Linked DNA regions of Homo sapiens: region 2 is linked to region 1. The links are chromatin loops, found by intact Hi-C in ENCODE. Cell type or tissue: lower leg skin. All regions are shown on one strand.

The links. A loop is a pair of places that touch in the nucleus more often than their neighbours do. Peaks named below come from ENCODE experiments on the same cell type or tissue, not always from the same donor. Only the 100,000 strongest peaks of a DNase experiment are listed, where the experiment ranks them.
Region 2: a loop joins it to region 1, with 2.6 times the contacts of the local background. A loop is called at or near these places in 60 of 110 quality-filtered maps.

The regions. Positions count from the first base shown.
Region 1 is chr2:156,592,441-156,597,440 of GRCh38, reverse strand. No RefSeq gene overlaps it. Among named protein-coding and RNA genes, the nearest start is that of LINC01958, 72 kb to the left of the region's middle. In lower leg skin, no CTCF peak of the experiment used is centred here; no DNase peak of the experiment used is centred here.
Region 2 is chr2:156,317,811-156,322,810 of GRCh38, reverse strand. No RefSeq gene overlaps it. Among named protein-coding and RNA genes, the nearest start is that of NR4A2, 12 kb to the left of the region's middle. In lower leg skin, no CTCF peak of the experiment used is centred here; a DNase peak (open chromatin) is centred at 2,883; H3K4me3 peaks cover 254 bases.

The DNA of each region.
Region 1 (5,000 bases):
CTTTCTATGCTACAGATGAGGAAACCAGGGATTTTTCTACTAGATGACAAAACAGAGTTATCAAAGAACAATCAGATAACTCCAATTTTAACTTTTCAGCATCCTCATAATTTTATGGAGAGTGAAGCTGCTGGAGTGGAGGGCACAAGAGAGAGATACAAGATAAGAAACAGAAATCAGACTTCCTAGCCCCAAGTTTTTCCATTTAATACTTTCATGTTCATAAATTTAATGGAAGTAAGACTCCACTATCTTGTCAGTTTTGACCCTATTTCTCTATCTCTGAGCAATTGCTTTAGATATCCATCTGACCTTAATTCATCTGAAAGCTCACATGTAGAATCTATAACAGTCGAACTGATAGAAACAGAGTAGAATGGTGGTTTCCATGGGCTGGTGGGTAGGGAGAACATGGAGATGTTGGTCAAAGGGTATAGAGTTGCAGTTAGACAGAAGGAATAAATGATAAGTATTTAAGGTGATGGATAGTTAATTAGCTTGAGTCAATCATCCCACACTGTATAACATCACAGTGTACCCCATAATTATATAGGATTATAATTTGCCAAAAATTTAAAATAAAAAGTAGAAATAAATTGGCAAAATAATGAACATTTCAGTAAGGAAAAAAAATCAAGGCAGGAGGTTGAGGGATGAGAGGCAGAGGCAGCAACGAACTGTTTCCCCGAAGTCCTGACTGAAACAGATGACTATTTGTATTTGTACTTAATTCACTTTAAGTGATCACATTTTTATTTGGGTGACCAGAGAGAATCAGAACAATTTCAACATGCCTTTCTGAAGCTTCATCTAAAGTGTTTTTCACTTCTCTGTTCTTTGCTTCTTTTGTTAGTTGTCAGTAAATGTAGATGTAAAGAATGTTTATTCCATTTCCACATAACCAGACTTTGAATTCAGGCATTTCTGGGATGATTTTAATCTACAATGACTCCTTAATTCACTCATATATTTACAGGTGTAATATATATTACATTTAATTCACCATATATTTACAGTTTACAGGTATTACATCCGTTGTCAAAGTATCACCCAGATATTATTTAAAGCTTTAATTTGTTTCAATTCCAAGAAGTTTCTCTAGGATCTTTAAAATACTTGTCTCTAAATGCAGTATCTCTATCTTTAAATAATCATGTAAAATGTAAAGTGTTTGGAAGAGGACTGGAAATATCTGGCTTTGATGGACTTTTTTTTTTTTTAAACTTGTGGCACTATGGAAAGAAAATTGCTCTGTACTAGCATAGCTCATTCCTACCTAAGATTAGCCAGATAAAGGGAATAATTTTCTGAAGAGAAATGGGTACTAATGGAAGAAAATAAAAGCAGGGGAGAAATAACTGATGAAGAAGGAAGAAAATATGTACCTGAGTAATTGAAGGCAAAAACACAATGAGAAAGGTTGTAGTAGTGAATCTCTATCTCAAATTTCTAGAAAGAGCTATCAAAATTCAGACAAACACCTTGGAACTCATGCCTCTGAAGCTCAACACTGAACAATTTCAGATAGTTATGGAGTGTGTCATGGAGTCACCCATGAGACTACCTGGCTGGCTTCATGCCACACCGTGTTTTGTGGGATAAGATTTTGAGTCTCACAGGCACTGAGAATGGACTGGGGATGAAGATGTGAAGGAGATCACAAAGCCGAATCCGACAGAAAGAGGTCTCCCTTTTGAGAATGTTGAGGTACACTTAATTTAGAATTATATGCTTTTCAAATTTTAAATGCTAAAGGATCACCAATTTAAAGAAAATGGCAGAGTTAGTTCCTCACAGGGCAACTTTCTAAATATTGTCTTCAGAATGAAAATAATATAGTCGATCCTATAGTATTTACTCATTGTTTTAAGCACTGTTTCCTCAAATCCATTTTTACAACACAAAATTGATATTTGTTTAGCTCACAGACATTTGACAAGCATATCTGTAGTTTGCTTACTCTCATGTACTAACATGGAGTTTTACACTTTTTAAAAATTGTTATTATTGATTCATTTTACCCATTTAAATTCTTACAGTATTTTTTTCCTTCTATTATGCCTGTATGTGTTATGTGCTGATTTGACAACATAATTCACTGACTTCCAAGGCTGCTTCATTTTTCTGCACTTAATTATCCAACCCAACTAAAATTAACTTTTCAAAATAGCATTCTTTCACATGCCAGTTATAAAACTGACTACAAAGAAAGTTCTATACATTTCGGTGGATAATACTTCGAGCCAAACTGTCTAAACTGATGGAGACTCTTTACCATTATATTTAAACATCTTAGATTTTTCTCCAGTTTGTCTTCTTTACATAACTTCTTTTTCCTTAGTAAAGTCTACTAGTTTTATTCCTATGTCACCATCTTTACCCTCATTTTCCAGGAAATGGGACAAAGCAACTTCTGTTGAAACACAAAACCCCTTACTTGTCACAAGTGTCAATCAAAACATTGCTTTGTTGATCTCTGCTTGGTTTTGGTTTCCTTTACATTCTAAGGAACTTCTTTCTTAAGAAATTTTTATTTTAAAACTTTATTAATTGATATATATATAAAGAAATCACCAATTAGACTCATCCTTTCAACATTGGCTTATTCATTCATCTGTTGCATATTACCAGGGCTAATGGGCAATATTCACACATTTGGCAAAAGTTACCATCCCAGGAACCTGGCTTCCTCTGGATATTATAAGGTATTCAACACTAATGACAATGCTTCTGGGTTCTGTACTCGGGGAGGCACAGCTGCCAATCTGTGTAGTACTAAACTTTGGGGTGGGACCAGGGACCTATCAAATGGACAGGACCAATCTTTAAGTATACAGCACACAGCAGCATTTCTCAGTACTTCAAACTTGGGGGTAGGAGACTGGTGCAGCATTATAATGGATATCCTAATTTAATTAAAGAATAATTATAGAGCTACAGATCAGAACATATGTAAGATTTCAGAAAAAGATGACATTTCATTCTATCTTTAAACATTTAAAAATTATGTGAAGCCCCTAGAGGATTTTTGATTTGATAAAGAAAAAAACTTATGTAAAATCACATGCAATTTGCCCTTCAAATGATTTTAATATTTATCATAGAAACAATACATGCATTAGTATATGGATTTTTAAAAGGTATAGGTAATTTCCTATGCATCTTCAAGTTTACTTAATGGAAGCCTGGATGTCCGTGTAAAGTCACGTTGGATCTGATGACATATTTTTAATGGCATTACTTACTTGTCCTAACAACTGAAAGACTTTTTTTTTGGTGGGGGGCGGTGGTGGGCGGTGGAAATCTCTCTGGTGCTCAACTAGAAACATCCTGGGGGTGGTAGGAGTTTTCATTTTCAAAGCTATCGCAAGCCAAAAAGACTTACTGAATGCCACTACGTGTCAAACCTGTTTAGATTCAAAATATTAACTCCCCCCAAGTTATTGAGTTTTATATTGACAAGATGTTCCACTTAGTTGCCTATCTTGAAGAAGAAAATAAGAGGCTTGCATTGATTTGAGAACTATCTCTCTGGTTAGGTGCTTTTGTGATTTTATAAAGATTGAACTTCCCAGGGTTAGTTAAAGAATAATATGGCCCTGATAAATCACTGATATGCAGAAAAGGACCAAATCTCTGCATTTCTGAACCACCAAGGGGTAAAGAAAACAGGACAAGCCTTGTCTTACCCACATGCCAAAAATCAGGTTACTCAAACTATGTAGTGATAATGACCGCTGAATATAGCATAAGTAAATATTTGTTATGGGGCCTACATGGTATGAATGAAAAGGACTTATTCACTTTACTTTGGACCCTTCCTTGGGTTTGAACAGAAAGTCCGACTGATGAAATCTCAACACTTGGTCCTAGACCAGCAGACTGCTCAAGGAAGAAAGCACTAGCTCTTGTAAGGTCAGACCGGGTTTGGGCCAATCAGTTGCAGAGAGGTTGTTCTTCGAAGCACTGCTGGCATTTGGGAGTTGCTGTGACAGGCTACAGGAAGAGATTTCATTCTTCTTTAACTTGGTGGCCAGCCTGCAAGCTACTGTGTGAGTCCTTTCCCCCTAATCCATACTGTTCAGTTGCCACGAAAGCTTGTAAACAGGAGCCTCCATCAGTTACCTCAGAGTGGTCTGAACAAACTAACATCATAACAAGAGTGTTTATGGAAAAATGCTTAAGCACTGAAGCAGAAAGGGCTTAGCACTGATCAGACCTCTCTTCCACCTTTATTCTTCACTGTTCACATTGAAATGCAAATATCAGCGCAGGGTTTCCACTGGCGTGCCACTCACAAATTGAAAAGCAGTTTTTATCTATGCAAATGTAAGCATGGTAATTGAAGTTAATCAATCAATGCTAGCTTTCACTAAAACCTTGAACATGATTGAATAAAGTAATTATCATTCAGCGAAAATGATGAAGTTGTAGACAGCATGAACCTTATTAAAGGAGGATTTTGAGTCACAATGGCTTAATTTAGCTAACAGCCCAGCCTTAGCTCAAGCAACATACTACTCTTGCTGCCTAGAATTGTTTTACGATTAAAAAACAACAACAACAATAATAATGGGGGTGGGGGAAGACGAAGGTAAGGATAAAGTAGGGGCTTTATTATTTTTATAGTGCTTACATTAATAAAAAGTACTTGTCATGCTAGAAAAGAGAAGCCATAATTAACATCTTTTAAAAAGCTCTGAACAGATCAGTGAACAAAGATTGCTATGACATTTTTGATATGCCCAACAGCAATAACAGCCTCTTAATGCTATTATTATATTTCTAACATAAATGGGTGAAATAAAGTGAGCATCTCAGAAGTTTTAGTAAAAGAAACACAAAATTAGAAAAATATTTTCATGTGCAAAAGGAACCTATTGAGATTTTGCAAATCGAATGCTAATCTCTTAAAAGCATGACGTCGAATATAATGTGTATTGTTTTTATTGGTTTACAGGAGTTTCAATAATAAAACATATGCTATGTTTTGCACAGCC
Region 2 (5,000 bases), 270 kb after region 1:
GAAGAGCGTCGCATGCATTGCCCCTGCATCTTTCCAGATGCAGCTGAGGACTTTTCTTGTCCTAATGTTTCTAGGAGTAAAGTGAGGAAAAACAGCAGACACGCTGCATTGCCAAAAGCCAGACGTTGCATTACCTTCTTCAGAAAGAGATTAAACTTTGTAATGAGGGCTTCATACCGCCCTCGTATTCCCGCGTCCTCTTAAGCATTTCAGTTATTGTGTATCGTTCCAGCAATGGAAAATATATGATCATTGTTCCGAAGACATGACCATACAGTTCTCAGCTCTGAGGGAAGGTCTAATTTTAAGTCTTTGCTATCTAGCCCCATTTTGAGTTTATGGAAAGATGGCCTTAATTCAAAGCTCGAGTGAGCAGTGAGCAGCGCTGTCGCCTGCTCCTTCCTGAGGTCTGCCTTCTGCGGTCCAGGCGACCGCCACAATTTCTTTCGGTGCCCTGCTGGCCTTCCGCTGTGGATGGGTGGATGTGTGTGTGTGTGTGTGTGTGAGAGAGAGAGAGAGTATTTGGGGTACTGATTCTCACAAGAGAGATATGTAAGGCCCAGGGAGCCGATGGCGCCCTGCAGTGACAGCGGCACCCAACGACCTTGTGTATTTCTTTCTGGCACTGGACTCCATTCCTAGATAGTTTAGGTGGCTCCTCCCCTAAAAAACACCGGTCATAAGTCTTACGGGCCACTGGTTCTCCGCATGCAAGGAGCACAACAAGGAGATATAGATATTCTTGCAAACTTAAGAATGTCATTTGAAGGTTCAATTTCACTTTGTTTGGAGAATCTCTTGGCTTTCTCGGTGTCAGTGCGTCACCGAGAATATCAAATTATCTAATTGTATTTTAAACCTAGGCGTCGGCATTGCAGAAATGTTTCCAAGATACAAACAGATCTGTGAGGGAAAAGTTTAATTTCATTGCAATATTTTGATCACAGAGTTTTCCAGTACAGGATACAATTCCATCTCGCCAGGTCCTATACAGGGGAGTGACACCAGAGCACTTCTAGGCATCGCGCGTGTTGCGCGTCTTCGAGCCACCAGTTCCCCGCCTCGCGTCGCACGCTCGTCCGTTTCCTTTTGTATCCGCCGCGCGGCAGCGCCGAGGTGCCGAGAGTAAAGGCTGGGGGGCTCCCTGCCTGGGCCTCGCCTCTCTCTGTGGAAGACGCGCTTGTCTCAAGCCCCGATGCTCTCAAATCCAGGTCAAAAATGGAGACCGTTTCCCTCAAGGTGGAAGGGGAAAGGAGAGTATCTATTCTTGGAGATTTTAAAACTTTTTCTCAGTATTATTTTCACTATTGAATAGAGGTCTGGAAGTGAGTTTCTCATATATTCTTCTCCAAAGGAGGTTGTAAGGTCCCCTCTCCATTTGTCCCCGCTGTCAGAATAGGAATGCTTGCATAGTGGCCGCACCCCGGAATTTCTCAGGATTCCAAGCTTCCCAGGCAACTATGGGCTGGGACTGACTCAATTTTGGAGTCTCATGGAGGAGGAAGAGGGTTTGGGGTCTCAGCCGACGCCCAGTTAACCCTTCTTCCCCATAGGGCTCAGCCACAACTTAAAAAAAAAAGCGCACCCAATTCCAAGTCTTCGGGAAAGGTTCTGCTTAGATCGGTGCATCCGACAGAACTCGAACCCGAGCAATCACGTTTCGCACCCCTGCATTTATTGTGTTCAGTCGATACTGGCTGACTGCTCGTAAAGCAAGATATGAATTCCAAACAGGTCATCACTTTTTAGTAATTCGTTTTTAATAATAAAATGAACATATGGAAATCCCCATTTTACTTTTAAATTTTGCTAGAAACCAAAATATTGCACATAACTATTTAGGATGGCAAGACTGTGATTTAAAGTCATTTTCCTTTAGTATGTTCCCCGAGACCATTAGGAGCGACAGCTGGGGCCGCAAGAAAGATCTTTCCTCCGACTTTGACTTTGCCTTTCCTTAGGAAAAGTCCAGCTTCCGTCGGAGGGCGCCTGGTGGGGCGGTCCTGACGCGGGAAAGCAGGGCCCCACCCCACGCTGGGGGCGCTCGAAGAGAGCGGCAATTTTGTTCCCTAGCCGCGAAGTGCGCTCTGGGCCCTGCAGACAGTGGCGGGAGAATTCCAGAAAGCAGGGTTCTTGCCGCGTACTCCCCACCCCCACCCCCACGCCTTCTTATTAGTCACCCCCCAACCCCTCCTCCCAGCATAGTCTTATTTCGAGGCTTCGGAATTACTGGAGAGGACTTGTGTCCGCGATCCGCCCTGCGGCGAAAATGGAGACACAAGCCCTCCTGCTCTGCCCACTGCGTTTTGGAGACGTAGTTTGACTTTGCGGCTTGCAGTCGTAGACTTTGCGGAGAGAGCCTTGGAGCAATTAGGACGCATTCACTTGGGTGAACTTTGTTTCCTCGGTGTCCCTCCCTTTCCTCCCCAGCTGCTCCCTGCGTCTTCCTCAGCTGTTCTACACCCCCCCGCCCCCCACCCTCAGGGCGAAGGCTGCAACAGGCTGCCGTCGCCTCTAGGTCGCGTCTGTTGCGCTAGGGCACGAGCACAGGAGGCGGAGCGCGTCTCCTGCTTCTCCCTGCACCCAACGATTTCCGGTCAGTCTCTGGTCTCTTGGAACGCTGAGCTGGACTGGGGCGACCTCCCACGCGACACTGGGGAAAACTCTTTTTCTAGTGGTGAGGGCGCACAAAAGGGCGGGGCAGAGGCGCGTCCGCACCTCGTGGAGGTCTAGGAGAGGGGCCCAGACGCCCATGCCACAACCATGCTCCACACGTGTGCTCACGACCCAAAGCTCTGAAGATAGATTGTGCGTTCCCGCCCTGCTTTCAGGTCTCCTCGCAACGCATGTAATGAGCCCTAGGCCTGCGAGCGCTGGAGCGAGCGTCTAGTCAAGTGGCCAGATCAGGGCTGCGCCTGTAGGGGCCTTGGGGCCGCCTGTACGCTTATCTTCCCGCGGCTGGGAGCGCTCCTTCTTCTCTACAAGATGCTGACTGCGGGCCGCTCGCTGCCCTCTTCTCGGCTTAGCTGAACCCTGTCGCGCCGAGTTTAACTAGACACAGCGCCGAGCCGGCACCTGGATCCTAGCAGAGCTCAACTTCAACGCTTTTCTCCTCATTTCTTCTTCCCACACTTAATCTTTCTCACTCCCATTTTTTCTTATTTCTATCTCAACCTGTGTTTAGATAAACTAGGATTTCCAGGACATGTGTCACCCGTTCTAGCAGATACAATGCCCAAGTTTCTGCTAGAGACGTCCCTGGTACAGTAGAGGGCGGCTGCTGCGAGTGTGAGAAGTCTTTCATCGGGTACTAGAGGGACTTCCAGAGGGATTGAGTCTACCACAATTTCTTGGCTCTGGAAGCTTGGACAAGAGGATTGTTTTGACAGACTCAAATTAAATTGGGATTTCGAGAAGGGTAAGGACAGAGAGAGGACTCCTCATCAATAAGCTGCAAATAGGCCAGTGTTTTTCAAACTGAGGGTCCTGACCCATTAGTGGTTTTCAAAGATATTATATTGGGTTGCCATCAGAATTTTCTTCTAAAGAAATGAAAGAATAATAGAATAGAAATTATGAGGGCTTTGCAGGATAGCAAAAATATAAGACGTCTAAGCATTGTTTGCTGCAATTTTTCTTGGGTGACACTATGAAATATATTTATGGGGGGGTCTCAGTTAAAAAGGTTGATAGTGTCACTACTGAGGACCAATTGTACATGAAGTGAGAGAAAGGGCTGCCTTTATTGAGAGATACTGATAAGGGAATCTCAGCACTGTGGTTTTCTTTTCTTTTCTTTTTCTTTCTTTCTTTTCTTTTCTTTTCTTTTTTTTTTTTTTTTGAGATTGAGATGGAGTCCTCGCTCTGTCGCCCAGGCTGGAGTGCAGTGGTGTGTTCTCAGCTCACTGCAGCCTCTGTCTCCCTGACAGGTGCGGGCACCCCACCCAGCTTTTTTTTTTTTCTTTTTTGTGTGTTTCTAGTAGAGATGGGGTTTCACAGTGTTGGCCAGGCTGGTCTCAAACCCCTGACCTCAGGTGATCCACCTGCCTTGGCCTCCCAAAGTGCTGGGATTACAGGTGTGAGCCACCATGCCTGGCCTACTACTGTGGTTTTCTGGCCAGTCCTCTTTCTTCACTCTGGTTTGTTCGTTTTTGGTCACCACTCCAATGGACTTCTGTATCTCTTTATCCTCTGGCCTGTTATCTGCTTGAAGCCAGGTGGGTGTCATAAGGAAGGGCCAGGGGGACAAGCACATAAGCACATGTAGCCACCCCCTTTTCATCTTCCTCAGCAACCTGGTACCTGGGAAGAGAGTGAACAGCAAAAAAGGCATAGAGGAAAGCTAGAGAAAAGGGATGGTAGTGAATGTCCCATTGTCCATGTCACAGGCCTTCTCATTTATATGCTATTGCCAAACAAGAAGGAGGAAGCAAAAGCTTTTGGGGGAAATGGGTAGAGATAGGGATGGATAAAGATAATGAACCATACTGTGAATGATCAGGTGAGCAGGGACTGATAAGTTGGAAGAGGAGGAGGCAATTTAGAGGATTTATTTAATCAGAGTCCTAGAGTTGAAGGCAGAGATGAGAAGGAGAGGACTAAAATGGCCAGGGTGCCAACAATAATGTGAATGAGTTTAAAGTAAGAAGAGATCTATGGAAGTGAATAAAAAGGGCACATGGAGGATGCTGGGTGCTGGGCAGGCAGGTAGGTATAAGGTGAAAGTTGGATATAGAGGCCATAGCAAGACTATGTTAGGAGAGTGTGGCTCTAAGTATGGGAAGCTCTGGGCTAATGAGGACCACACAGATGTTTCAAGGTGTCATAAAGGAGTCAAAAGGAACAAAATCATTGGCATGGAAACTTGCATTTCCTATAATTCCATTCTAGTCAGAGAGCTTGTTTCCTAAGAGGTGCTGCAATCTTTAGGCAGGGGTGATGTGGACTCCTTCAAAGATTTGGGTCATTGTGAAGGGCAGAAGCAGGTGGCAGACGGAGGA